Linked DNA regions of Homo sapiens: region 1 is linked to region 2. Evidence: chromatin loops called from intact Hi-C (ENCODE). Cell type or tissue: GM12878. All regions are shown on one strand. Links, peaks and the distances in the headings refer to the core of each region. The heading gives the core; the rest is flanking DNA. Region 1 has its middle 140 kb from the start of LINC00374. Region 2 has its middle 720 kb from the start of LINC00374.

Evidence for each region. Peaks named below come from ENCODE experiments on the same cell type or tissue, not always from the same donor. Only the 100,000 strongest peaks of a DNase experiment are listed, where the experiment ranks them.
Region 1: it touches region 2 in a loop (8-fold over the local background); 1 of 110 quality-filtered maps calls a loop at or near these places.

Annotation. Positions count from the first base shown.
Region 1 is chr13:58,369,286-58,384,848 of GRCh38, reverse strand. No RefSeq gene overlaps it. Among named protein-coding and RNA genes, the nearest start is that of LINC00374, 140 kb to the right of the region's middle. In GM12878, for the core only: no CTCF peak of the experiment used is centred there; a DNase peak (open chromatin) is centred at 7,903.
Region 2 is chr13:58,949,050-58,964,612 of GRCh38, reverse strand. No RefSeq gene overlaps it. Among named protein-coding and RNA genes, the nearest start is that of LINC00374, 720 kb to the right of the region's middle. RefSeq lists an enhancer at 14,385-14,886. In GM12878, for the core only: no CTCF peak of the experiment used is centred there; no DNase peak of the experiment used is centred there.

The sequences.
Region 1 (15,563 bases), core at 5,508-9,507, 580 kb after region 2:
TAATAAATTACCAGAAATAAGAAAAAAAGGAAGACCACTACAGATCTTACAACATTCAATATTTTAAGATATTATAAAAGCATTTTCTAATAAATATAAAAATTTTAAAAAGTCATAACTCTTCAAAAGCAAACTTACCAATTTCAATTAGAAATTAATAGACAAATGTATTATTTAGATGCATTAAATATATTTATGTAAATAAAAAACTCTACAAATTGGTGAGTTATTTCAAATATTTGAGGCAATAAAGAAAAAATATATACAAAAATTTCAACAGATTTTTAAAAGGCATTGACAAAATTCAGACAGTTTTAAATAAAAAATACAAAAACTCTCACCAAACTAATAATTGAAGAAAATTTTCTCATCCTAACAAATGGTATCATAATATGCCTGAAGCCAACTTCATAGTTAATGTTGAAATATTTGCAGATATTTTCCTAGATATCAGCAATGGATTAGAGTTGTAGTCTATTTCCACCTTTAAACATTCTACTATTAGCTAGTAAAAAATGTAAATAAAATAAATAACAGTAAAAATTGACAATGCATAAAGACAACTGTTATTGTTCACAAATAATGTTATTTTAACAAAGTATAGATACAATCTACAGAAAAACCATTAAGTGTGAGGTTGTTAGAATCAAGGACAATAAAAAATTAACATTTTAAAATGTTAACACATACTATGGTGTGTGAAGATTACTAAAATAGTGTGTTGTTCGCAGAAGATTAGACGAATAGACCAATGGAAGAGAATCATTTGTACAGAAATTCTCAGTCATGTACAATCTTCTGAATTGTGACCAGGATGACACAACTGTATGTATAGTGGATAAAGCACCATTTAATGAATGCTGTTGTGATAAATAATTGGAAATTTCTATTGGAATAAAAGAAAAAACAAGAAAATTGGAAAAAATAAACATTTACTCTACAATTATGCCTATTAAAGATTGATTGTAAACCAGAACTAGAAAGTTAAAACAATAAAGCTTCCGCAGCACATAGAATGTATCTTTGTTACTTTGAGATATTAAAGATTTATTAACTGTGACCAAAAGCACTAAATAAAAGACTTATACATTAGAATGTATTAAAAATAAAACTTTGGTTCATAGGTTCTCCTGGAAGAGTCAAAAGGAAAGCCAGAGTGGCAGAGTAGATCTGTAATATGTATATTCAATAAAATAATTCTATTAAGAATATATAAATAATTCTGAACATCAATAACAAAAAGAACAGTCCAATTAAAAATACCAAAAATACTTAAAAATCAATTCACATGGGAGAATGTCCAAATGGTCAATAAACCTTTGAAATTCAGAGTAATATTAAACTAAACACCCACTGGAATAACTAAAATTTAAGACATAAAAAAGAAAAATCCTGACAATTCTTAGGATTGAAGAGGATGTGGTACAACAAAAACACTCCTATATTGCTCGCAGATGTGTCAATTGCTATATAAATTGACTTTATAGATAGAATACTGTACTGAAGACTATTCATTTATACATGCCTTTGAAGAAGTGGGGAGGAGTAGAAAGATAGGGAATAAAAACCACCGAGGGTCCACTATACTAACAACACTTTGGTGTCAGAGGTATCGTGGATATTCTAAAATATAATAACATATCTTGACTTCAGAAAATCTATGACCTGGCAGGGAATTAAGAAAAGATAGGGATAGTTTTTTCTTGAACATATTCTCACACCATAAATTCACTGCCATTTTATGCTTCACTAAAGTTTTATCTCTCAATAAGAACTTAGGCAATGGCTGAAGTATTTTTGAAATATGTTTATAGGTTTTTTTCCTGTAGATCATGGTATTACATAACAAAATAGATATGCAAACTTTACCTTTTACACATTTTTAAATACTATTACCTCACTTTGATAGAAAGATGCCAGAAATACTCAGGTGCGTTCTAGAACATTAATAGGGTTAGCTGTATTTAATAGTGTGTTAAGAAGAGACTGAGAAAGAAATTGTTTGGAATACTAAACATCTATTAATAACTGTTAATTTGATGGCTATCATTTTGGAGACTAGAGAACATAAAAGGAATTTTCTAATATGAAAACTTTATGTCCTTTGCATTCCCTATACCCATGATGGCAAGAGGTCAAAAAATGTTCCTAGGAGTCTGCGTGTCAGGTTATCTCTGTCATTTCTAGGGTATCCAGGGATCACAGGGTAACTAAGAGGACAAATAGCACTGATTCCTATCACCAGTATATTATAAGAAAAGAAAAATATGAAAACTATGTAGAGAAGTTGATGCTGAACCTTAAATGAATCTGACGTACTTGCTAAATGACTCACTTTTGGATACCTACCTAACTGCAGGTAATTCAAATGTGTGCTTAACAAAATTATAAATTACAATATATCATCATCTTTCACTGTTGCTTGAACATGGTCTAATCTTAAAGGTTAAAATTTCAAACTCCAAGAAACAGTCGCCTGTGAATATCACTTAACCTAGAATTTCATTTCTTTCCCATTTATTAAAAATAGCTTTTCTTACCTGAGATCATTTAAATGACAAAATAAAACAAGAAGATGAGAAATTCCAGAATGGAAGCTAATGCACTGCAATGATTACAGTTTTAGGATTGCTGAGTGTATTTGGAAGGGTTGAATATTAATAATATGTAATTTATGATATTTGATTATGATGAAAAACAATATTTGAATACTAGTATTGATTTCAAAATCATGAGTGAGAAAGAGGAAAATTTTACATAGGTACTTCCTAGGACTTTTATTTTTACATAGTACTAGATATATGCTCTACAATATGTTTCCTAGGATGGGATTAGAGGAGCAAAAGATAATAAATTCTCAACCACATTGAGTGTGAAGAAGCTGTACTGCTTTGCCAGGAAGTTTAAAAAAAAATCACTAAATGTCATTTACGTACTTTTCTCTTAGATAAAAATAGTATATTGATGATAACAAAGGAAAATTTCAGAGTTGAAAAGTAAGAGTATTCAATCTGTTATATGTACTTACTATCTCATTGTATTTAAATAAAATTTACTCTATTTAAATAAAATTTATTAAAATTTAAATAAAATGTATCCTCGTTAATGGGGAGAAGAGACAAAACAGTAGAGTGAGAAAATTTCATGTCGCATTTCACAGAAAGGGATTTTCCCTTTTTTTTTTTTTACAACTGATATTTTTATGGTGAAATCAATTTCTTACAAAAAAACCTAACCATCTTGTATCGCGATGGCTTTCAGGTGATGTAAATAACACTCTGTATAATGGCCACTGCCAAGGAGACTTTTTGTCTCTTTTAAAAGTAGCAATCATTCAGCAACAGGGCCAGGTTTCATCCATTAAGGAAATGGTTGGCCTTCTTTATTTTCACAGTTGAATATTTTAAGAAGTTAATTTATCCACATATGAAAAACCACATTTTGCTGAATAACCGAGAATAAGTAGCATATTTTGTTCTAACAAAAAATGTTAATGTTTTTGACGATATTATAGTTATATTGACTATAATTTTTAGTGTCACTTAATGCTTGAAAAGAAGTGACCATCTACTTCTAACATACCACAACCCGCAATTATTTATTTTTTTCCTTAGGCTAAATGGCCTTACGTATTTTAACATAAAAAGCATGTAAATGGCTACCTAATCTAAAAACAAAAATAAATATATATTTTAAAATACTTTATAGATCCATCATTTTAAAACAGGAGACAAATTCACTCCTAGTGACTATGATATATATCAGACTTTGTATTGCTATAGTTAATACAATTGCTGGGAGTGTGCAAGGTTATGACTTTAGCTCATTATTGAACTGCAGTAAAACTGGGTTCCACCACACATGATTTATTATTTTATCTAGTCTGTTAATGATTCTGAAGGGAATTACATCTCAATTTATGCATGTGATGCAAAGTAATGTCACTACAAGTTTGCTAAAGTTAGTTACTCTCCAGTTATTCTCCATTTTATTGTCAATTTAATATAGAGAAGGAAGCTCCCTTTTAAGGAGAAAAGCACAGTAAACTATTTTACAAGATTTATATTCTTCCTTAAATGCTTCTACAAAAATTATTCTTAAGGAAGTAACTACCTTTTTTTTAACTAAAATGCAGAACTTAGTGTAATGTCAGTTACTGTGACTGATGGAAAGGTCTTATAGATAAAAGCAAAGGAAAGGAACATCTTTAATATACATAAAACATGTAAGACTTAAACTATATGAAGACATTTGCACAGATAAGGAGGCCCAGCAGTATTTTCCCCATTGCAGGAGTAAACATCCTTTCATTGCGTCAAGTCCTAACAAATGTGCTTTACTTCCAATAGCTGTCCAGGGTGAGGGCCACGTGTGGACCATCGTACTTTTCATTTTTAATCTTCTAAAGGGAAGAAAGCTATTTTTAATCCTCTGTGGCCATTCCCAGCTCTGTTGTGAAGATTGGAATTTTTGTAAGCTATCTGCTGGACTTTTGTGTAGTGCCGCCAGGCATATAGCAGGAGTCTGCTGTAAAATGGACACGACTCTTGCCCTGTAAAATGGACACGACTCTTGCCCTGACACCATTCACATCCATTGTCTTCTGCATTTGTCAGGTAGCAGGCCAGTAACTGCACATTGCTGTGAAAGCACAGTGAGTTCTTTTACCAGATGGCATTTCTAGGCATCTCCAACTTCTGACTAGCCCAGGTCAAATGAAGTTTCAGGACATCCCAAAGTCTTATTTCTGTACCTATTTTCAGAGGTCTTTAACTCCTAGAGATGTGGCTATTTCTTCAACATAAAATCTCAGAAAAAAAGAAGTAAAATCTTTTAGCAGTTTCTTTTGATTTTATTTAAGCAACACATTTCAAATGGCTTATTTCTATACATGTATAGATACTAAGAAAAAAAGATTTTAAAAGTTGGCAATTTTTTTCAAAATGGTCTAAAGCAGATTTTTTAAGAAACTGATAATTGCATTACATGCAAATCATTATCTTGTAATCACTCGTTTGTAAAGTAGCTTCTCTTGGCCTTCCTGCTATTGAACCACAGAGTTAGACAGTCTTATTCAACCAGCAGTAATGGAATGACTGGGAAATCTTCACTTCTTCCTTTCACAGCCAGAAGCTACTCTGGACAAGCACAGAAGGCTTCCCTACAGATAGCCTCTCTCAAGAAGAACGAAAAAACAAAAGGCTTAGTGTTCTACATGACAAGTTTTTTCTTCCAAACTCACTAATCACATGTCATTCTTCTTTTCAGGGAGGGGTTATTGGATGGATGAAGAAGAACTGAGAATGTTATACTAATGGATGTGTCCCTACTTGAAGGGAAAAAGAAACGGGGAGGAAGAGTGCTGACTCCCATGCCAACAATCTGACCAGTATTTTTCCATTGGTAATTATTTACATGGGAGTGTAGAGCACCATTAATCCCTTCTGGTTTTAAATAACCTAAAGGCTTTTAATCACCAGAGCAACTCAGACTCATGGAGCAAAAAATGTCTAAGGTGGAATGTGTGGAGCCCATATTGATTTTGGTTATATACCAGCATGATGCAACCTTGGTCATCTAGAAAATAGAGATTTTAAGAGATGAGGAGAAAGAATGTTGTATAGTTCTTGCTTGATGTAGCAGGTAGAGGTGGTGATGGATTGGAGAATGTGCCTAGGAAGAGATTTTAGGTACTCAGGTATGTGAAGTAGTGATGTGTGTTTAATATTGTTTTAGTTTCAATATCTGTAGAAAAGTTTGAGTTAAAACAGAAAAAAGTAGCCTGCTGTTTAGTTTTATTTCTATCTTTCTTCCAGAACAGCCTCTGAAAAGTCTGGTTCTAACAACTTCTGTGAATATGTGGATATAAGTAATTTTAAATTCAAATATAAATCAAATATATTCAAATATATAATCAAAATTTAAATATAAATTTGACATAAATCATTTCTAAACAAATGATAATTATGAACTTTTGGAAAGTTCTTTTAAGATAATACAGAATAACAGAATATTAGCATATTAGAGATGAAAGAAATACGCTGATATTTTTGAAGACTAAAATGAAAGCATTTTTCTTTAAATGATATGTGATCATTATAAGAACTCAGAAAAATACAAAGAATAGAAATACTATCATAAAATATCTGACTTCCTAGGCAAACATCTGCTAAGCATAATTTTTAATATTTCTTATAAACATATACATATAGAAAAAGAGATTGCTGTGATAATATAAAATTTGGACTATATTTTACACACCATTTTATAAAAAGCACTAATTTCAATAAAACTCAACTACCACCAATGAGGTATAAGGAAAGGCATTGTTGAATTTAAATGTTTACCCATCCATACACACACCCAATATTATACTTAAAAATGTCCCTCTAAAATTAAGAAAACTACTGAAAGTGGTGCCAATGTTACCATGTATCTTTTAACTACATATTTCATCTTGTAGTTATTGATTTCTGGCTTTAGAAACTAGAAAAATTCTCACAGTCACATTTTATCACACTGCTCCTCCTTTGTTAATTTACATTCTATTCTATTAAACATACTTCCAATCAATCATGTTAAGCTCCACTTTATAATTGAATTGCTTCCGTGGGTCATTTTATGAGTCCTTTAAACACAGCTTCTCCATTTCTGGATTATTTTATTTAAATAATCTCTTTAGGTGCTGAAGTTTTTTAGTTATTCCCCCATTCCACTTCTGAAAGTTTTCTTCCTTCAACATTCCTACACTTCTCCAACCCTCATAGGTTTTTATTTCTTATGTGTATTATTCCTGGTGTTTTTTTTTTAATGTTTCAGTAAACTTTATTGTATAGAACAAAAAAAAATCATGATTTTATAATGATTTTCTCTCTTAAGAGAGCATGGGTGAAAACCAGTAACTTACTTATAAAAATATTTTATTTAGAACTCTAATAAGACAATAAGTACATTCATATTTTGTCTTCTGAGTATTTAAATTAAAAGAGGTTCACCTGAAAAAAGTTATACCCAGGAAATTCAGTTTCTTGGCTCAACTGACCCATTAAAAAAGTCCACCTATATCATATAGCAACTTTCTGCCAATCTCTCGAAGATTTCTTTTCTTTGATCTAATGTCCATGTGTTCAGAAGCTTCTAAAATGTTCGCCAAAATTAAAGGTGGCTGGATAGTTTTTGCCTTAACCGGTATCCTTCCATTCATCCCAAATTCTATCTCCAGTAGATAAGGTTTTCCCACTTCTTACATGATGTCATAATCTGGAGTTAGTAGCTTTCTAATTAAGCCCTAAGACATTTTAAAAAGCAGATCATCCTGTGTAATGACACCCATTCCAATTTATGCATATTGAGAAAGTTTCCTTTCTTTTCCTTTGTTTCTGAGCACAAAAGAATTCATTTTTTAAATCTACAAACTACTGAGATATATCTCCAGTATATTCTGCTACTGATTATCTCTATGAGAGAATCTAATGTCATTCTTAATTTCTACCCATTTCTACCAGAATTTAATTTTTTTTTACCTTCTCTACTCTTGAAATTCAATAGCTTCACCTGAATAATCTTAATTATTTCATTATAAGATTTCTCCTTGGGGAATTGTTTCCCTTTTTAATTAGAAAATTTAAGCTTTTTCTTTTTCAAATTTCAGGTAAGATGAATACTTTATACACTGAATTTACTTTAATTTTGTTATATGTTCCTGTCAGGATCGTTGATCCCTATTTTACTTTCATGATCCCTATTTTTCCGTCCTCTCTTCTAACTTGCCTGATAACCATGATGTTCCCTCATGGCTATAATCTCCTCACGTTGATTCACCTTTCCTTGTCCGTGTTGTCATTTTCTGTACTTTTGTGGCATTGAATGATGCTTTCATTTCTGTAAAATCTTTAGTTTCATCTTTCTGTTTTGGTTTCAGTAGTTGCAGATTGATTTCACCTCCTTTTGTCTTAAAATTACTTCCTTAAACCTCCTTTTCTCGTCTCTGAGCTATGAGCTTACTTTAAAAGGTCATATTTTCTGTAATTGTTTTTAGCCTAAGGAGCACTATTTCATTGAACACTCCCATTATAACTTCTCTTATACTTTCAAATAATTTGTTAGTTTTCAATTTTTACTCTTTTCAAAGGTTTTGTGCTTAAGATCCTTTTCTCATTTTTTTTATTATCTATATATGTCTCATTCGTGGTTGATTTTTAAAGCAGAATGTGAACTGATGAAGGGTAGAATGGGAAATGAACCTGTGTCCCATTGTAGCTTTGATTTGGGTTTGTTGTCTTGGAGACCTTTGCTGTTTGCCCAGGGGACATGGGTCCAATCAGTTTTTGCAACAAAAGTGTAAATGTGGCTCCTAATGACACTTTTGGGTTTACTGCCCTAGATGTTGAACTCTGTTGGGTTTTTTCAGCTACAAGGCAACATTATAGGAAAGTAAAACATTTCAGCATATTTCTTTCAGATCCTTTTCTACTATACTGTGGCAATGGGCTGGACCATTACAAAGATAACATTCAAACCCAGGTCTGCCTGACTCATGTCACATGCTTTTTCATCCTCTATGCTATTTTTTTCTTTAGACACCAAAATTCTATGAAAGCAAATCACATAGCAAATCTCAGTTAACTAAGATATTTGAGAAATGGAATATTGTGGTCAATTAGATTTCAGTTTAACTGAGACAAACAGGAAACCCTTTGATTTCAAAATGTATTATTGAAAACTCTTTTAAAATGTATTAGCCAACTTCCTCAACCTTCATAGTACATTATGCAAAAGGTAATTGATTCTTGCCATGTTTGAAGGTTGTTTAGGATTTCAATGTTAATATTATAAGCTGTGCCTCTCAATATTGTGTAAAGTAAGTATCTGTGACCATATATTAGAACACATTCTATATTCTAAAAGTTTTCAATAACATAGCACTGATTTATAATATCACTCTCTTTTTGAGAGTGAGGTGCTTTTTATGGAAATAGGGAAACAATATATAAATAGGTATGAGCTATTAAAAGAAGACACATATCATCTATGCCGTGTATTATGACTAATGCATCCTATGAAATATCTAAAATTTGTTTGTACAAAGAATTTCAAGGCTTTTTTTTTTTTTGAGACAGTTTTGCTTTTGTTACCCAGGCTGGAGTGCAATGGCGTGATCTCACTGCAGCCTCTGCCTCCCAGGTTGAAGCGATTTTCCTGCCTTAGCCTCCCGAGTAGCTGGGATTACAGGCGCCCGCCACCATGCTCAGCTAATTTTTGTATTTTTAGTAGAGACGGGGTTGCACCATGTTGGCCAGGCTGGTCTTGTACTCCTGACCTTGTGATCTGCCCGCCTCAGCCTCCCAAAGTGCTAGGATTACAGGCGTGAGCCACCACGCCCAGGTGGCTTTTTTTTTTTTAAACACAAAATCCATCTGGATAAATTGTGAAAATTGAATAAGTTGGGGTATAGTTTTTACAGCTAGCTATTAAGAAATTTCTGAAAATTTGGCTCCACTTCTAATTTTTACTTCACATGTTTGGCAACTTGTAAACACAAAGGCACTCTGATAAACAGTAGTTTGCCTGTGTTTTGACGGTATTTCAACTGACGGCTTTCAAATTCTATTTCTTGATAAGAAGCTTTCATTGCCATATACATTTTAGGTTATTTAATAGCTCAAAGAAAAAAAAAAGACTAGTAAAAATATCTAAAAACTCCCTCAGGCTCTTATCTTTCAAAATGGAAAGCATGTGCTGAGTAGATGAATTAAAAGGAGATAGGGAAGCCTAGACTGCAGTTCAACAGAAGCCATTGATCTTTACAAATTAGACTGACAACAGAGATCCATTAAAGTCCACAGTATAGTGAAAAAAATTCATTTTCTTTGGCCTTTCTTTTATCTCCACTTTTCCTAAATCTGATTCCTCTCTTCCATACTCTCCTGTCCTTCAGAAGAGACGCTAAATGCTGATGAGGTAATGGTCGTTACAAACCTCTTTCAATCTCATTTGAGAAATGACTCTGATTCCAAACATTAATTTTTGGTACCTATCTGAATAACAATAAGCTTGCTATATCATCGATTATGCAGCAGAGGAGAATCAAAACAGTAAAAGTGGGAGTTGCTCACTTTAATACAGCCTTTCAGTTCAATGAAAACTATTGTGACTTAAAACAGGACACTCACTTCTATTTCTTGTGCCACTTTCACATACTTATGACATTTATCACTTTCTGCATTTCATTGTTTTTATTCGTTTGCTTATATTTTGCTCTTAAGTTTCTTAAGGTTAGTAACTAGATTGCAGGCTTTCCCTTCTCAAACAAAACCAAGCCATAGTCCCACCCATTTGCTTAGTCATTCAAGGCTTATTTATTAGATGCTTGCAAGATGGCAAGAATGCTTACTGGTGTAGCTGTTTAAATGAATGGATTACTTGGATATGCAAGTAATAAAAATAGAGTGATAAATGTGATTGATTGTGATATAAGTAACAACATGGAGGAAATATCTGCTGTGCAAAAACACCTCTTCATTCTCCAATTTCTACAGACAAGAGGAGGAAATCATTCTATCCTTGTACACCCAAATATTGTTTTTTCATCTCTCTGTCACTGCACTTGCCCAATTGTGTTGCAATCCATCTTGTCTTCAAGCTAAACCATAGGCTCTTAGAGACAGGAATTCTGTGTTAATCATATTTATATGCTTATTTTAGTGCTTACCAAGAGTAAATGGTCAGTTACATATGTGTCTGTGCATGTGTATGTGTGTGTAGGTATATATGTATATGGACTTATTTACTTAGGCAGCAAAAATTACATACAAAAAGCTATTTGGGAAAGATAATATAGCAGGATTATAGGCCAGGAACCTTTTGTCACTTGGCCGTATAACAACAAAGGAAATCTATTTCCAAGAGTCAGGAGAGGTTCTGTTTCTGGCCTATGTGGCTGGTACCATGCTTAGCATCTTCTATACAGTATCACATTTATATAAAGCCATTTAGGCAGGCAGCATCACATAACACAAAAAAGCGTATAAGTAAATGCAACCTTGATTTGTCTGTTGAATCTTTTGCTTATGAGCTGAAATAATTTGAGAAAGAAATTTAATCCCTCATTCTTGATTTTCCCTACATACTAATGGGAATTATAAAACCTACTCCTAAAAGTGTAAAGTAGATCTTAGTCAGAAAATGTACATTAAACAGTTTATATACTATCTAGTATATATAAACATTCAGTTAATAGTAGCTTCCGCTGCTGCCAGGCTGACCTGAGTAGAGAGATTGCAATTCAGGAGTGAGAAAAGGGTAGCTGACCTTGTAATTACGGAAAGGAGAATTGTTTTAGGGACTAAGGCAGGCAGTATAGGCAGTACTTCCTTTTCCTTTCAGGAAGTGATGATTCTAATAATCTAGAACTGCTGAGCTTTCCCCAGGAACATAATCCTACAGATTTGCCCAGGAATTAGAACATACAATCCTACAGATTGCCCAGGAGAACTGGGTGATACACTTTTGCCTTTTGAAACTTAGCCTGAAAAATAATTTAATTTTGGCCTTATACTTGTCTTTTTCTGAAAATTTTAGGATATGATTGGACTATATCAAGACACAAATGCCTTGGGTCTAATAGTATAAGAAATCTGTATCACATTAATAACTTTTTTTTTTTTTGAGATGGAGTCTCGCTCTGTTGCCCAGGCTGGAGTGCAGTGGCGCAATCTTGGTTCACTGCAAGCTCCGCCTCCTGGGTTCACGCCATTCTCCTGCCTCAGCCTCCCGAGTAGCTGGGACTACAGGCACCTACCACCATGCCCGGCTAATTTTTGTATTTTCAGTAGAGACGGGGTTTCACCTTGTTAGCCAGGATGGTCTCGATCTCCTGACCTCGTGATCCGCCCGCCTTGGCCTCCCAAAGTGCTGGGATTACAGGCGTAACCCACCGCGCCCAGCCACATTTATAAATTTTATAGCCATTGATGACATTTATTTATTGTACAGAAGAAAACACAAGTATGTTACAGATTTTGCCTTCTTTGTATTTCTTTCTGTTTTCATTGTAAGCCTAGTAGGTACTGTACTGACTCTTCTCTCATGTTTCTACAACGTTTTTCAGATATTCTCACCTCTACTTTCTCCTTGAGACTGCACTGTTGGAAATTTTCAAGTATTTCTTCAACAATACAACTTCCTATAGAGCATTTAATGAACAATCTCTTCCAATCTCTGAGCAGACTGTTAATAAAGCAGTGAATAATCAATATAAAATCTTGACCAAAGGTTCATGATGAAAATTCAACTGGTTGTGTAGGGATATTTAAACATAATTCTTTTCTCATGATGTAAAATACTAAAGTGCTCCCTTGAATTTTGCCATTTTGTCTCTTTGTTATCCTTGAGGGGAGAAAAATGCTAATGTATTGATTCAGTGTGAAGCATCTGAACACAAATTGGAAATTAGCTATAAATACAGATATTTCTGCAATGACATATTTTTAATTTCTTCTTTCAATTTTCCAATTTAGTATTATGTAGAAAAACGTGAAACAAGTTAAGTTTTTCTTGCAAATTTAGCACAAATTAAAATGTATGCAGTTAGTTGGGATTTTTGTATCACTGAGGGGAAGGATCTAGCTGGATATCATCAATGCAGAGGTTAAAGCAGTGACTGCATTTGCGGCCAGTACTTACGCTTTATCTACCAAAAACTAAGTATTGAGATGATTTTTAAAATGCCAGTGTGTAATTAGTTTCTAAATATTCTCTTCCTAATACTCTGTGGGGCAAATCAGAGTCTGTATTATCATTTTTTCAAGCAATTTCTGCATAATAGTGTTGTGCAGACAGCTTCAAGGAGAAAAGTACTGGAACACCTGTAATAGGATGTTACAGTGGTATTCTTCCTCTCTCACTTTTGGCTCAGACATGAGGACAATAGAAGTTAATTCCAGAGCAGTGTACCCTATAAAAATTTAAACGTTGGAGGCTGAAAACTAATAAGGTGACTCTTAAAACTTTCACTGAAATCCAGGGTATAAAAAAATTACCCAGAGGGTGGAGATTGGGGCATATTTGGAGATAGAAAATTTCTTAAAGATATAGTGTGATGTTCATTCTCCCAGCCACCTCCAGCTTCTCACTAAGTGGGAAGGGGATGAGATTTATGTCACTTGTCTTTTCAAGTTAAGAGTAGGGCTTCAAGAAAATACTTGGGGAACTTAATATGTGTCTCTTGATCTTTGAGATGAGTGGTGATGCAATGAATAGTGGTTTAAATCAAACCTGAGAAACTAGAAGTGTGGCACAGATACTGGAATGCTGCTAAGGACATGCTGAGGAAAGGTGGCTGCTCTGCAAGCCGCCTGCACTATCAGAGTTAGTAAAGGCAAAAAATGAGTGCATGTTTCCACTGGCCACGTTTGTGTCAAAAGCACCAAAAAGTCTGAATGAGCTTCACCTTGTGACTTTACAAAGAAAGGCTACAGAAATTTCTGGCCCCACAGGAGCAACAGAAAAGGTATGAATTGTACTAGAAGAGTGTGTGCATCAAATGCATCAAGAGACTGAAAGCAAATGGCAGATCAGCTTTAAACATCTATGAGGCCCCAAATCCAATGCTTTCCTGTTCCCTTTATTTCTCTTCCCTGCTCTTCACTCCAAAAACAAAGGGGCCAAGAAGAAATGGAGTTAACAACCTGAGGGAGAAGCAGTGGAGAAGGATGTCAACCAAGCCCCATCCCTGGCCTTAGGTTTCCTGCATGAAGCAGACTCTAGCTGAGGGAGTTGGGGGGGAAATAAAACTAAACTGGACCGGACATTGCAATTTCTAAGTAGCAGAGCTTGTTTGCTGACTTAATGTGATCACAGAACGCTCTATTACCTATGTGTGAATAGCATATATATGGGCCTATCTGTGTTATGATCCGGGGGCAGGGGGAAAAGTATACCCCTGAATAAACAAGGAAGACAAGTAAGTCCTACTTATACAATCTACTGTTTAAACTCTCCATTGCGTTAACCGAAATAAATTGTGTACTACCCTTAAGATTATTTATTTTTAAACTGTTGTATAATGACTGCCAATCTGCTAGGTCACACCAGGGGTTTGGTAAACACATCTAATACATGTCAGATTTCCTTTCCACTACAATTTCAAAATACTTGGAAGTAAAATATATGCCAAATTGTCCCATCCACTGGCATTAACTAATCTGACAGTTTACCAAACTGAATATGTACTGTTTCTGTTAGTTTCAAGGAAAATCACAGGATAGAAATGCTATAACTAAAGAAACCTTTTATAAGGGTACAATTTCAACATTATTATATGAAAATTTGAACGACACATAATAAAGCTTGGATGATTTTTTATTTAGAAGTAATTACTGAGTATTGTTCTTCAGATTTCCTTCACCATCTGGCCAGTATTTCTGGACAACATGGTTTTTATATAACTGCTGGAGACTAGGCATTTTTTTATACACAGTTACATATAAAATGTATGCCATACGTGTTTTATTCTCATTCCAAGCACATTTTTTTAACAAGTTGGTAACCATTTTAATTTGGTCTTTGTATGTTGTCTTTCCATTGAGATACCTTTTCATTCTACAGAGAGTTTACGAGTTGGACATGTTATTTTTAGGAATAGAAAAAACATCTCTCCAAGGTAATGGGACACCATGAGGTGTGCTCTTGCATATTACTTCCTTTACTAATTAAACGGAATGCGAGAGTGAAAGTAAGTTGGCATTGTTAAAGTAAATGACCCAATGCTTTAGTAATGAAGACACATCTAAGCCGAAGTTTATTGTTTTAATTTTAATCTTGAGCAATTTTAGCCCCACAGACTAGGTTGCTCTGTGTCCTGCAGTGCATTGTTTCCATTGCACTACCGTGCTGCCCACTGACTCTATGAAAACTATTTGGAATGAAGTGTTTTATTTCTATGCAAGGTGAATTGATATTGGGCATTTATTAAATCTGGTTTTTAACGGGCTATTATAAGTGGGGTTCTTCAGAGGGCAGAGATATTGGGAGACTAAAAGTTGCTTAAATTATGCCCCATAAAAATATAGATGAGGCTCAGATGCCTTTGGATTAAATATTCATTACTGAATATTTACATAATGCATGTGAAAGTGCTTTTAAAATAAAAACTCTCTTTATATAAATGGAAGCTATGGCCAGATTTTCCCCATTACCTAGTAGCACACTTCAAAGCATTCTCTGGAGTCTTAGAGTGGAGAAATTTCTTCCTTTCTACAAAGGAAGTAGAAGACTGATTATTCTACACTATCCAAATCTATCCTTCTTAAATTCTTTGGGCAATCTAAAATTGTTCAACTTTTAGCAGGTATCATTTTTTGTATGATTTATAAATATATGATTCTTAAAAAGGGAATGTATATATTTTTAACTTCTGTTAAAAATGCTGTATGATCAACAGGGCCTTCTCAACAAATTATGCAGATCGTTTGAATGTCAGGAAACAAGCATAGACATATCTGGCTTCATATCCCACATCCACAATTTACTAGTTGCATGACCTTGGACAAATACTTTTAACT
Region 2 (15,563 bases), core at 3,845-7,844:
TCCACAGTGCTCAATCTCAGTGGTAGAACTGGGATCTGAACCTGAGACTCTGACTCCAGAACTCTAGTTTGAAAATTCCTGCTACTTCCTACATAATTAGGCTTCACAGTAATGGGAAACTCCCCTCTCTAGGACACAAATTATCAGACATTGAAGCCTACATAAGCTCCCTTGTGACAAATTCCTAATGATTATTATTCTGCCATTTGGGAAAAAAAAGGAATAAATCTATTTTACAACACGGTCCTTCCAAATTTATGTTCTTAAAGTTTTTTTCTTCAGAATGAGCATTTTCAATTTCTTCAACATCATTTTATATATCAAAGTAAGAATACAGTGTTGCTAAGATTGTTTAAAAAAATGATGTCATACACTTGCTCAGGAACTCATAGTAGATTTCAGAGTTTTTGTTTCTTTTTAAATGCAAACCCACTGGGCAGGCACTTTGGCTCATGCCTGTAATCCCAGCACTTTGGGAGGCTGAGGTGAGCACACAGCTTGAGGCCAGGAGTTCGAGACCAGCCTGGTCAACATGGTGAAAACCCGGTCTCTACCAAAAATAAAAATAAAAATAAAATGAAATAAAATGCAAACCCATCAATCTAGAATTTTAATTTCATTGCCCCTACTGTGCTTAAGCTTACAACAATTAACAAGGTTTTAATTTTTTAAAAAATGGATATCTCTTAGCTTAAAGAGTTATGAAAAATAGAATAAAATTGAATATTGAATATTAAAATTGAATATTTAGAAAATATGACACATTATATAAAATTCCTGTATTATTAATATTTTCTCAAAGTTGATTTATGCCATGCTTTTTGGATTTATGCTCTTGACTGTTGGTTTCTTAGTTTGTCCACTACAATTTTCCACTTTTTGATGTGGCATTTTTTTCTAAAACTGTTTCTATCGTTTCTTTCAAAAAATGAATTAAGCTACTGAGTGCAGAATGGATTCATTATTTTTTACAAGTATATGGAGGCTTAATTACCAAAAACATGACTCAGGGGATAATCTAAGTAGCCAAAACTATATGAGGAAGAAATAGGTTATTCCTTGAAACATGGTTGCCAAGTATGACCAAAACAAAACAAAACAAAAAACCAAGAAACAATGAACTTTTCACCTCACTACAGAATTGCTAACTGAGATTTGAAATCACCAATTTGTCACTGTTGTAATGGTAAGAACTCAAGTATTTCATGGTCTAATGTCTAGTTAAACCCTGTAGACATGACCTATTTTGTTAAAGTATCTTTGTTAACATAGGGTGCATTACGTATCTATCTTTTCCTTTTTAACAAAAAAGAGTTCAGTAAGATGCATTTGTTACTTTATGACAATTGAAATAATAGAGAACTTATGAGTGCATACCTTATGACAAATACATGGCCAGATTTGTCTTCTGTATTCAAGTCTATTGTATGCTCTACTAATATAATACTGCTTTCAACAGAAGTATGCATCATGGTTTAAATCTAATATGGCCCATTGGTTTAGCAGTATTTGACAACCCTTGATATTCCTCTGAAAGATTCCCCATGACACTGAATTAAGAAAGATGATATTTCTCAGATAGAGCAGTTTTTACTGTCTCATGCTTTATTTCTAATGGAATTAAAGATAACTCAAACAATTTGAAACTCAAAAAGCGTGTTCAGCTCTGAAGAACAAAAACCTCTAAGATAGTTTGCCCTAGCAATGTAAAGGAAGTTTCATGTTCACTGTTAACTTTAAATCTCTGCCAGCATTAGCGAGCAAATATTTCTGAGATCACTTCTTGTTCATTAAAATAGAGGGGAAAATAATATTTTAAATAATGTCAGATTTCAACCCTTCTTACGTATTTATTCATGCCTAGAATGGCTTTAATTATGGATCACTGGAAACAGATTGCTGCAAAGAAAATAAACTCAAGAACAATCAATGATAATGTATTACAACTTTCTAGGTGATTATAAAGCAGTTTTCTTGTTTAACATACTAATTCCTATAGGACACTTTCATTCTCAGAAGAATAATTTAATTTTTATATTACATGTTTTCAAATCTTCCCTTTTTTGCTTTACAATTTTCAGAAGAATGAGTCTTCTAAAGTGTGGCAATCATATTTTGGAATTCATCATATATGACAGGCGATGGTATGTGAATTGTTGCCTCAATTATATTGTGCCATTAAGGTAATTTTTTTTTCTCTAAACCTCATCAAAAAGGAGGCATAACAACTAGCTTTCCTCCCTGAAATAGCAAATGCTGACAAGCTGTTTAATAATTCAGATGGCTTTTTCCTGGATTGAGTTCATCTCTAAGCTTTAGTTTTATAGAAATGTTTAAATATGTTACCTCTAGTTCTTGCAATTTTATTCTAAAAAATATTTTGGAGTTCCTTTTATCATAAAACAGACTACTTTTGAATCTCATGCTAAGCAAGTCTGTTGCACCTCTGCTATTTTTACTTCACTCTGGATAGGTGCTTTTTCACAACATCCAAGGAATAGTCATCTCAGCTAGAATGGGGTAAAGCCTATTGTCATAAAGGAAAATATATCCTTAATATTTTCCCTTTGAGGTAAAGAATCTGTGTGGTTTATTTTCCTAAATGGGCCATAATTTTTTTCTGTAATTTTGACCAAACCATTTAACCTCTTTATTTCAATATTACTAATGTTGAGAATGATGCTTAGATAGAAAAAGCACAGGCAAAAAAAAAAGGGAAAATTTTTTAGCAAAACTAATATAGCAACTGATGGCGAAAAGTTTAGTGTTCCAGGCTGGGGCTTATTCATGAAAATTATCAAAACAGCAATTTCTTCATCTACAAGAAGGAAGTTAGCAGCATAATCTCAGGGTTTTATGAGTATTAACTGATACACGAATTGTAAAGCAAGACACCTGAAGTAGTTTCTCCATTTCTCTTTATTTCCCCTTAGTGTTTCTAAATTTTACCAATTTTCCATGTACAAGTGAAGTTTTTATTCTAACTCAAGATGGTAGTGACTTAAAAGTTAAAGTCTTTCTTCTCAGCTCACATTCTTACCTGGTAAATTCTAAATTTCAAGAAAGTCAGGGCTTTTTTTTTTTTAAGCAATGTTAATAAAAATTACTTTGTTTTCCATTTTTTTGATCTACTTAAATTTGGACAGAGAAACACAGTCTAAATGACATAGAACGTCCTTAATTTCAAAAGCTATTTAATAGTTTTTGATTAAAGTGACATTCCTAGAAATTTAAGTCAGGAGCAGAAGTAGGATATTAATACTCAGGAAGGCAAAGGTATTAAAGGAAGTGTTAGAAAGAATATTGAAAATTTAACTGGAAAAATTAAAAATCTAGAATATTTCAGAGAATCTGATAAGCTTACTCAACTTATATTGTATTTATCTTTGACTTCACATATCTTAAGCTATGCACTTTTGTCTTTTCAGTTTCCTTGCTGAAACAATTTTAAAAAGTGGTCACTTAAAAAAATAAAGAAGTATATATTAACATCAACCAGCCACAAGAGGGAAGTCTTGGCTATGTAAGAAGTAGTGTGCATATAGGGAGGGGTCCATTTTTTTTTCAAAAAAACAAAATAATTAAAAGCAAAAAAAGAGAAAATATATATCTTTTTTATATAGCACGATGCAAAACCTGCTAGAGAAAATCTTTTCTACTTCTAGCGTGCTATCAGACTTTTTACAAATATAGAATTATACTTATGTCATACACTCTCTTAAATCTTGAATCATTTGTTCTCTGTGAAATTCAATATAAATTGATTTTTTAAAAATATATACATATATTATTACCCATATATCTATATTTTATGCACATAATACAAATCATGAATGTAATTACGACTTAGTTCTCTGAGCTAAGTACATAGTGTGGTATCTAATAATTCTCGCTGTTGTTTATTAGCAGCATCTTTGGAATAAATTCTGACTATGTTTTATCCAGCTTGAGAATCATACATTTATAATGACGAGATTTAGAATTTCAGATATACATTTGTCAAGGAATAAATGAAAAGTATAAAGCATTTTTAAATAAGATCAGCTATTAAGCTATTTGGAAATTCATAGTGAAGAGAGACCTGAAATGGATATTGAGCTTTGTAATGACATATTTTAATTGAAAAGGTGTTTGGTGGGAAGTTTTGGATTATTTCTGTTTGCATTCATGATTGCTCATCAAATAATTAGCCTCACATGGTATAATTATACAATACAATTAATATATTATCTAAAGAATAGAATGCTCTGGCAATCTGTGGCAGAACAAGGAGCACAGAACTCTTAAATCTCAACTTTGGTTTTTGAGAACTTTATTAGTGACATATGCAACAGGTAGTCATTTTTGTTTAATATCTCTACTATTTCATCCTAAAAAGCATGCAATTTTGTGCATATTAAAAAGTATGCAATTTATTCATTGGTAAAATTCTGTGAAAATTTGATGTACTTGCATTCATATAGATAGAAAGAATATTATAAAGACATTTAGCGAGTACAGAACACACGTGAATTAGCCTGTTTCTTTCCATATTTATCTCTATACCTATTTAAGTTTGTGTGCTTTGAAGTTACAGTCATTTTGAATATATACTTTAACATAATTTATTTTCTTTAACTATTTAGGGAAAATTTGTCCTTAGTCTAATTTCTAAGTTGGTTAGTGATATGGTAACCCAAAGTAATAAATGGTGCGACTTTGGTTAGATTTAACCTCATTTCTAGGGCATTTCTATGCTCTAAAATGAAAATCCTAAGATTAGTTTACTTAAATATTGGGTTAAATTATACCTTTTATAGTATAATTATATATAACATTGAACAAAGTATACTAATCCCACATGCTTAAGTAAGTCCTATTCTAACTAAAATATTATCTAATATTCATATTGTTTGGATTTGTCACGTGAATAATTTAATAAACTGTGAAGTGTGTATGTTTTATTGGTATGAAACTCATCACTTCCTAGTTTGAAGGGAGCCTGTTCTGTCTTAATTATTTTGTTGTTGTCTTGAGCATACAATTAGCAATTGCCCATGTTCAGAAGAACTTTCAATGGCAGGACAGACAGAATCTGTTATGTTTTCCTTCCACTTGGATAAATCACTTACAAATACTCCCATTGTAATTAGACATTTATTTTACAGTGCAAAATCTATATGGGAATGATTATCTTTTTTTTTTTTTTTTTTGAGACGGAGTCTCGCTCTGTCGCCCAGGCTGGAGTGCAGTGGCTCGATCTCGGCTCACTGCAAGCTCCGCCTCCTGGATTCATGCCATTCTCCTGCCTCAGCCTCTCGAGTAGCTGGGGATTACAGGAGCCGGGAATCATTCTTAACGTGTCTCTGAAGTTCATTTTTATCATCAATGTAGAAGTACAGAAGTAAAGAAAAACAATTAGAAAAGATATTGCATGTTTAAACATAGTTATAAAGGGCCTGGCAGAGAAAAATGCTTTTATGAAAGCTTAGTTTTGTTTTAACGTGGGGCCAGGTATCAATTCACATATAGTACGTGTTTTTTTGTTTTAGGCCTTCAAAATTAGGCTTGAGCTCTATTTAATGGCATGGCAGGATGCTGTATTAATATAAGAAGTATTATTGTCATACTACTGATATAGATGTTAAGGTGAGCAGAAAGTTAGCTCCCAGACTATGGTTACATAAAGAATTAGTGAACAGAATGAAGGTGGTTTAATTCCCAAATCACTATTCCAATTACTAAGGATTAATACAGTCTTATTTTCTCTTTGTTCTATGGGTGTACTGCATGAATGTGCATTTGCTGAGGAGAACTTAAGTTACTCTGAGAGAAATGTGTGCTTCTTTATCAAACAAAAATCAAAGCTTCCTTCTTCAGTGTCATACTGAGAGGTGACTGTGCTGGCAGTCCTCAGAGCCCTCGCTCGCTCTCGGCACCTCCTCTGCCTGGGCTCCCACTTTGGCAGCACTTGAGGAGCCCTTCAGCCCACCGCTGCACTATAGGAGCCCCTTTCTGGGCTGGCCAAGGCCAGAGCCGGCTCCCTCAGCTTGCAGGGAGGTGTGGAAGGAGAGGCGCGAGTGGGAACTGGGGCTGTGCTGGGCGCTTGCGGGCCAGCTGGAGTTCTGGGTGGGCGTGGGCTTGGCGGGCCCTGCACTGGGAGCAGCCGGCCAGCCCTGCCGGACCCAGGCAATGAGGGGCTTAGCACCTGGGCCAGCGGCTGCGGAGGGTGTACTGGGTCCCCCAACAGTGCCAGCCCATCGGCGCTGCTCTCGATTTCTCACCGGGTCTTAGCTGCCTTCCCACGGGGCAGGGCTCGGGACCTGCAGCCCGCCATGCCTGAGCCTCCCACCCACTCCATGGGCTCCTGTGCGGCCAGAGCCTCCCCGACAAGCGCCACCGCCTGCTCCACAGCGCCCAGTCCCATCGACCACCCAAGGGCTGAGGAGTGCGGGCGCATGGCCTGGGACTGGCAGGCAGCTCCACCTGCAGCCCCGGTACGGGATCCACTGGGTGAAGCCAGCTGGGCTCCTGAGTCTCGTGGGTACCTTGGAGAACCTTTATGTCTAGCTCAGGGATTGTAAATACACCAATCAGCACCCTGTGTGTAGCTCAGGGTTTGTGAATGCACCAATCGACACTCTGTATCTAGCTACTCTGGTGGGACCTTGGAGAACCTTTATGTCTAGCTCAGGGTTTGTGAATGCACCAATCCACACTGTATCTAGCTACTCTGGTGGGGCCTTGGAGAACCTTTGTGTGGACACGCTGTATCTAGCTAATCTGGTGGGGAGGAGGAGAACCTTTGTGTCTAGCTCAGGGATTGTAAAGGCACCAATCAGCGCCCTGTCAAAACAGACCACTGGGCTCTAGCAATCAGGAGGATGTGGGTGGGAACAGATAAGAGAATAAAAGCAGGCTGCCCGAGCCAGCAGTGGCAACCCGCTCCGGTCCCCTTCCACACTGTGGAAGCTTTGTTCTTTTGCTCTTTGCAATAAATCTTGCTACTGCTCACTCTTTGGGGCCACGCTGCTTTTATGAGCTGTAACACTCACCGCGAAGGCCCGCAGCTTCACTCCTGAAGCCAGCGAGACCACGAGCCCACCGGGAGGAACGAACAACTCCAGACGCACTGCCTTAAGAGCTGTAACACTCACTGGGAAGGTCGGCAGCTTCACTCATGAGCCAGCGAGACCACGAACCCACCAGAAGGAAGAAACTCCAAACACATCCAAACATCAGAAGGAACAAACTCCAGACACGCCACCTTAAGAGCTCTAACACTCACCGTGAGGGTCCGCGGCTTCATTCTTGAAGTCAGTGAGACCAAGAACCCACCAATTCTGGACACAGTATGATGTATATTTTAATATTGTATATCAGCATTTTCCCAATTTTATTATAAGACCAATGATTATTTTAGTTTAAATAGAAACTAATGGTTATCTATCAACACATTTGGTATAGCATGGGACAAACTTTTTAATTACCATCTATGAACTGAGCTTGTTTTCCTCCTATTGTTGCTGGTCTCTGATCTTTCTAAATATTTATCAACTGCAATGTGAGGTCATTAATTTATAAAAACAAAATTTTGTATTTAAAAAATCAAACTGTAGCTTTATACTTACATGTAATTTTTTTAGCTAAGGATTCTTAAAAATCTCAAACCATAGCATTTTTTTATTTTACAAAATTAGCACGTATGTTAATAAACCAACATACTAGCAATGATATTAGTATAATCCATATATTAGGAAAATGAGTTTTCATGAATACATTAATATAACATTTCCAGAAATAGTTACTATTCCTTTATTCTAGGACTTTATAGATTTGAATGTTCTTCCAACAAACTTAAGGCATTTATCCATTTACAGAGAGCTTAGGGTTCTAATCAGAGCTGTGAGAGGTATTGCTAGGCCATACTATAAAGAAGGAGAAATGTATTGGTTTGGGGTTCCTTCTCCCATTTTACTAATATCTCTTTATATCCTTGGCAAACATATATTGTCATCTTGAAGTTATAATTCAATACATCAGGCAATAACCAGAAGGAAGAATAATTTTGGTTCAAATTTGTATTTTTGCTGAAAGCTTCTGACTCCATTTTTCTGGTTTGGTTAGTCTGCACACAAACTCTTATCTGGAGGAAGTGCTCTAACTAGAAGCCACCTGTTTGGTCTCCCTCATCTCTGGCAACTCTAGGTTGAATATTTGGTCTTAGTTCAACCAATCAAAATTTAAATTAGCCAGAGTTATTTTTGTTCTCTGAAAGCATTAAACCCAACTGGATTTAGACTTAGAGGTCATATACTTTATCATCATTGAACCCAGACTGAGACTGAATGGGGATGGTATTAATTATCATATCATGAGTATAAACCAAGGCTGTCCCGTGTAAACCAGATATGTGGCCACTCTACTTAAATGGTTACTTAAATGATTAGCTGACACCAGCTTAATATAGCTTCCTGGCAGAAGTTGAATTTTACATTGTGACTCTTGATTTGAAAGGCATTCAACATTTGAGGAAATGAATCTATAATGGTAATGCGACAATCATTAGTGCTGATATTTTAGAGCAAAGGTCCTCTCATAAATGAACTCTCGAATCACATGTAGGAGACCGCTTACCCAAATGATTCATAATGCTCTCTCTAGGGGCAGGGAAATTCCAGAGTACCCTTTTTCCCTCCAGAAATAATTAGACTTTGTTTAGCCCACTTGCTCTGCTAGTCCCACGTTTCCAGGGTGACACCACAGTGTTTCCTGAGGATTTCTTCTTCACCAGGCTGCAAAACTGATCATCTGGTGAAAAGGTAATTATGAGCTGAACTAGGAACCATGCCGGGATGTGAATGTCTAGTAACCACATAGTGTTTGCATTGTAACTAATGAATACTCCCTTGCCTAATATAACCCAACCTAACTACCCATAAAGCTTTGGGTAATTTTCACTTGACCCTAAACTTTGTGCATTTAGCTGCTTCTCTACCCATTACTGAATGATAACTCAACAAGAGAATAGTGAGCTTGAAGAGGAAAGGTTGTTCTCTCTGCAATATGTCATTTTTCTGCGTGGTGTTTTAATCAGAGAAAGTCATTTGTTTCAGTAAGTTCTCATTTACTTACCTAATTATCAGTTGTCATTTGGAGAAGAGCCAGCCCAAGAAAAAGTACTTCAAATATTTTTCGCCATTTGTCTCTTTTGTTTTTGTTCATAAATTCTCTTGTACAATTTTCGTCAGCATCCACTGTAAGGAAAAAGAAGGATAGTGAGATCACACCACTAAATGAATGGAGCAATTGAATGTGTCTTACTGGGTTGTAGGTTTCAGGAAAGTGTCTTATTTCTGCATCTCCAGCACCTACTGCCATACCTGTAGCATAGGAAAGTGTTCAACCAATATTTACTTCTTTCTGTATTCATATGCTTTGAGATGATTCCAGGTGGATGCAAAGGATGACACTTAAGGCAGCTGGGGAGGATATTTTGAGTGTATCATTCATAGTTAAAATATGCTATGGAGGTTGTTAAAATAATTTAATTTTCCAATAGAAGCTTTAGATATTACGGAGTCTGACTATGAGCATGTTACTAAGTAATAACAGACAATATTCAGTAGAACAGCAGTTTAGAGATTACATTCTCAAACACTCAGTATACATAAGCCTTTCACAATATGTCCTTAGTCAGAGTCCAAGCACCATGGAAACCATCCCTAAATCCAGACAAAGACGGGAAAGGAAAAGACATATATCAACACCATGGCCATTGGACGCATAGGTTCTAACAAGTTTAACATCACTGACCACTTGATGTATAAAAGTGATGGAATTAATATGAAGAGTAATAAGGAGTTTGAGGGAGGTCACTGAGATGACAAAGGAATTCTTTAGCTATATCTGGGTTTTGATAAAACCATATCATTAATATCTTCTGGGAAAATTTGAGATCAATGAGTGCTATGATGCCATCACTGAGGTTTTAGGATCCAAGGTCTTTGTTAAAAATATGGTTACATGCAAAGGTCAGTGAACCTTCCTGATTTCCTGATTATTGTTGCAGTTGATGGTGAACATAAAATTAGTATCTAAAAAAGTGGCTGACCAGAACTCTGTGAAAGTGCCCTCTCTTTTAGTGTTACTATTTACTATTTTTTAATGTATTACATTTACCCCCTCCATATGCGTGGTGAAGAAATGAGAAAATAAATATGAGATAACCATATCTTTAGGGTTTCTTGAGACATTTGACAAGAAGAATATTGGAGCTTCCCCAGAAAATTACAAAGACTGAATAATAATATCAATGCTAAAGGAAGAAAGAAGCATTTTATAGACCACCATGGTTGATGCTGTGGCAGTTTTAAGTTATTTATTTTTAAAAATCAAAACATTTAATAAGTAGGAAAAAGGATCACAATTCTGACACTAAATTGAGACCATTAAAACAAATTTAATATGATTTTTAAAGCACTCATCGAAAATGACATTGATGAAAACAACAAAAAAGGATTGAGTATTGATTGCATGCCTGCTCAGTAGTTTTTGTGTAATGTGTTGAACATTGTTATCTACCTCACAGGGAAAAAGGTATAACATCACACAATCCTCACACAAGAAACATCATCATAAGAGGTTGCTGCCATCCCTGTAGAGTGAGTGTGCTAAGGAGTCACTGATTTAATAGCCTAAAGACTGAATTATCCTCCTGCATCTGAAGCTGCTCTCTGTGGGTTAGGGTTTGTGGTCTGTGGATAAGGTAAGGAACTGGGGAAGAGGAAGGGAAACCACGTACAGCTGTCTGTGTTATAAATGCTGTGATGGCCAAACAGGAAACCTTTGTCTCTAAGGACTTGTAATCTGACACCTGTCAAGAACACTAAATTCTTTTTTAAAAAATAAAATGGGGCTAAATTGACCTCTTGTCTTAGAGGTTCCTAAAGGGAAGAAGAGAATAAAAATATGAAACTGTTAGAATCAATAGCTTAAGTCATTTTGCAGTATCTTGCTGAGTACGAAGACCTAGAGGTTGTTGCATCACCTTTTACTGATATTAAATGATTCCTTGGAGTTATTAAGTGCTAAAAGCCTTAACAGAGATCATTTTGGTTCTTTTGTAAAATAGAGTTTCCATACACTTTTTAAACCGTATTTACGCTTACATTTGTAATAAGTATGCAAAAGTCCAATAAAGACAGCTCACAGCAGAATAGCATTACACACATTTATCAATGAAAACTAAAAAAAGAAACAAGAACATAAGCTTCAGATAATATAACATAATGATTTACAAAAAATGCAAAATATTTTAAGTATTGATTAACTTAACAAACTTTTAACAAAAGCCTTTAAATGTTAAGCTACACTGGTAATCACTGAGAAATATTACGATGAAAAGAAATAAAGAAATAAAGGGACTTAGAGTCAGGTAGAAAAAACAAATAGTAATTAAAGTATGATACAAGAAAATGGAAATTTTAACTCTACTAATGGCCACAAAGGAATGGTAACTGGATCTTGGCTATCATATATAAATGTATATGGGGAATGTCAACCTGATCAGCAAGGTCATGGGAAACATCCCCAAGGAATGACCATGGCGGATGAGGTCTTATTTCAAAGTTGTGGTAAATGAGATGCGGAATTGGAGGATGATAAATGAAGACAATATTGCAAGACACAGTTAATATTACCTGTGAAGTTTTTGAGCTTAAGAATATGTCAGCATTAAACCAAGAAAACTTGATTGAGAGTCCAATTTTTTTGTGTTTTTGCCCACAAAATATATTGTGAGCAATGTTTTTGTTGTAGTTGTTCTACATACTTCAAATTGTTGTAGTTGTTCTACATACTTCAAATAACCATATTTGTACTAATGCTGGAGCTGACAGGATTCATAGGAAAACTGAAGGTAACATTCAGTAAAGACTCAAATGCATGGGACCCTGATCTGGGTTTTGCATGAACTCATGGACTTGTTTAGGCATAGAGTGGAAAGTAAACAGGTATAGGTCTTGATATTTGGAATTTAAAAATAATAAGACATTAAAATGCAATTAACATAGAAAAAATATATATAAAACAGTTCCATTAAATGTTATGTAGAATTATGATTTTAAAAAAGACGACCAGGCTGGGAATAAAAAATATTTTGTAGTTTAGTTACCTAGTTTAATATTGTGAAAGTAGTTTGAAAATCCTCATAAACTGTACAAATGCAAGAATGATAATAAAAATATAAACTGACAACTCTGAAGAAAATTCAAACGGGATCTTTCCTTTGTTCTGTGTTACTTTTATACAATAATGCATCCCCCTACATAGTCAGCTTCCTAAGTCAAAAATATAGCATTATCCTTGATTCTTAATTCTCATTCTATTGATTATAAAATCCTGTCAACCCTACTCTCTTAACAGCTCTAAATTTAATCAAACATCTCCATTAACAATTCCACTCTTTTACTATAGGTTCTCATTATTCCTTTTGTTTCTGTAGTGCCCCACTTCACTTCATTTGTCCTCCCTCAGATTCATTTTCCATTCTGTGACTAGCGTACACTTCAAAAATGATATTCTAATACTTTAACTCCCTTATTATATATTTCGGTGGTTCCTTATCTCTGGGATACAATTCAGTTTCCTTAGTGAGGCCCTAACTTGAACTTTGCCTACCTCTTCAGCTTTGTAGCCATACTTGGAACATGTGGCTCCTATGGTTGCTGGAGGAAGGGATGAGAGAACACGGAGAATGTGTACCTGTCTTTGTCTGTTCAGGACTATAGGAGACAGATAACTTCCCTTCAAATTCAATAGATGAAAATAAATTACATGAACCCTTCTAGATGCAATACTGTGGTCACTAAAACATTTCATTTTGCTACCTCTACAACTACATGACATTTCCAGATATATGAAATGAAATGGTTTGGTAAGGATATGGCATTTTCTCTGGACCAATACCAAAATATTTTAGTTTAAAATAACAAATTAATTCCCAGAAACTGAAACACATATGTTTGCATGAAATTAGCATATTTTCTCCCTGTAAGTAAGCAATCTGTAATATAATATGAAACATTTTTTAGAAGATCTTATTATGATTGAGTAATTTAATAAGAGAAAGTCATATTAGTAAAATATTTACTGGAGACTAAGACAACTTAGTAACTCCAATGGGGATGATTTTCCAATAAGACCAGAGATGTTAAAGTCTCTTAAATAAAATTCTGTTTCCATTGATGAACACTAAGGTCGATTCCATATCTTGGGTATTTTGAAAAATGATGTAGTGAACATGGGAGTGCAGATATCTTTTTGACATACTGATTTCACTTACTTTGAATACATACACAGTAGTAGGACTACTGGATCATATGCTAGTTCTATTTTTAATTTTTTGAGGAACCTCAATAATTGTAATACTAATTTACATTCCTAGAAACACTGTGTGGGAGTTCCCTTTTCTCTACATCCTCACCAACACTTTTCTTCTTTCATCTTTTTGTTAATAGCCATTCTAGCAGGTGTGAAGTGCTATGTCATTGTGGTTTTAATTTGCATCTCCCTGATGATTAGTAATGTTGAGCATTTTTTCATATACCTATTGGTTATTTTTTGAGAAACATCTACTCAGTTTCTTTGCCAATTTTTAATTGGGCTATGTGTTTTCTTGCTATTGAGTTGTTTGAGTTCCTTATATATTTGGGATATTAACCCCTTATCAGATGTATGGAAAAGGGAAATGTACAGATACACAATAGGATGCCATTCAGCCTTTAAAAAGAAGGAAATCTTGTGATTTGTGACAACATGGATAAATCTGAAAGACATTATGTTATGTGAAATAAGCCATTTGTCTTTCTGCAAAGACAAATATCACATAATCTTATATACATGTGGAGTTTAAGAAAGTCAAGCTCTTAGAAGAGAGTAGAGTGATGATTATTGGGGGTTGGAGGTTGGGGGATGGGGCTGTTGGTGCAATGTTGGTCAAACGGTATAAAACTTCAGTTAGATAGAAGGAATGAGTTCTAGTGTATAGCATGGTGACTACAGTTAATAACAGTGTATTTTATACTTGAAGTGGCCAACAGTGTAGATTTGAAATATTCTTACACTTAAAATGATATATATGTTATCGGGGGAGCCAGCCCCCAATATTTCAATGTAGGTTCTTTTCTATTTTCCCTAAGTGTCAGCCAGTCTGAGAAATAAAGAGTACAAAAGAAAGAAATTTTACAGCTGGGTCTCCGGGGGTGACATCACATGTCAGCAGGTTCCATGATGCCCTTTTTCTTTACCAGATATTGGGGGAACCAGCCCCCAATATTTCAACATAGGTTCTTTTCTATTTTCCCTAAGTGTCAGCCAGTCTAAGAAATAAAGAGAAAGAGTACAAAGAGAGAAATTTTACAGTTGGGTCTCCAGGGGTGACATCACATGTCGGCAGGTTCCATGATGCCACCGAGCCGCAAAACCAGCAAGTTTTTATTAGTGATTTTCAAAGGGGAGGGAGTGTGCAAATAGGGTGTGGGTCACAGAGATCCCATGCTTCAAAGGCAATAAAATATCACAAGGCAAATGGGGGCAGAGCAAGATCACAAGGCCAGGGCGAAATTAGAATTACTATTGAGGTTCCACGTCCTGCTGGGCACACATTGTCATTGATAAACCCCTTAACAGGAAACAGGATTCAGAGCAGACAACCAGTCTGACTAGAATTCGCCAGACTGGAATTTCCTAACCCTAGCAAGCCTGGGGGCGCTGTAGGAGACCAGGGCGTATTTCATCCCTTATCTACAACTGCATGAGACAGACGCTCCCAGAGCGTCCATTTTAGAGACCTCCCCCTGGGAATGCATTTGTTGTCCCAGGGTTATTCCTTGCTGAGAAAAGAATTTAGCGATATTTCTCCTATTCGCTTTCTGAAAGAAGAGAAATATGACTCTGTTCTGCCCAGCCCTGCAGGCAGTCAGACTTTATGGTTATCTCCCTTGTTCCCTGAAAATCGCTGTTATCCTGTTCTTTTAGGATGCTCAGGTTTCATATTGTTCAAACACACGTTTTACAAACAATTTGTATAGATAACGCAATCATCACAGGGTCCTGAGGCGACATACATCCTCAGCTTATGAAGATGATGGGATTAAGAGATTAAAGTAAAGACAGACATAGGAAATTATAAGAGTATTGATTGGGGAAGTGATAAATGTCCATGAAATCGTCACAGTTTATGTTCAGAGACTGCAGTAAAGACAGGCATAAGAAATTGTAAAACTATTAATTTGGGGAACTAACAAATGTCCATGAAATCTTCACAATCTATGTTGTTCTGCTGTGGCTTCAGCCAGTCCCTCCGTTCGGGTTCCCTGGCTTCCCGCAACAATATGTGAGGTAATGCATGTGTTAATTAGCATGATTTAGCCACTCCACAATGTATGCATTTTTTGAAACATCTCATTTGATATGGTTTGACTCTGTGTCCTCTCCCAAATCTCACATTGAATTGTAATTCCCAGTGTTGGAGGAGGGGTCTGGTGGGAGGTGATTGATTCATGAGGGCATATTTCCCCATT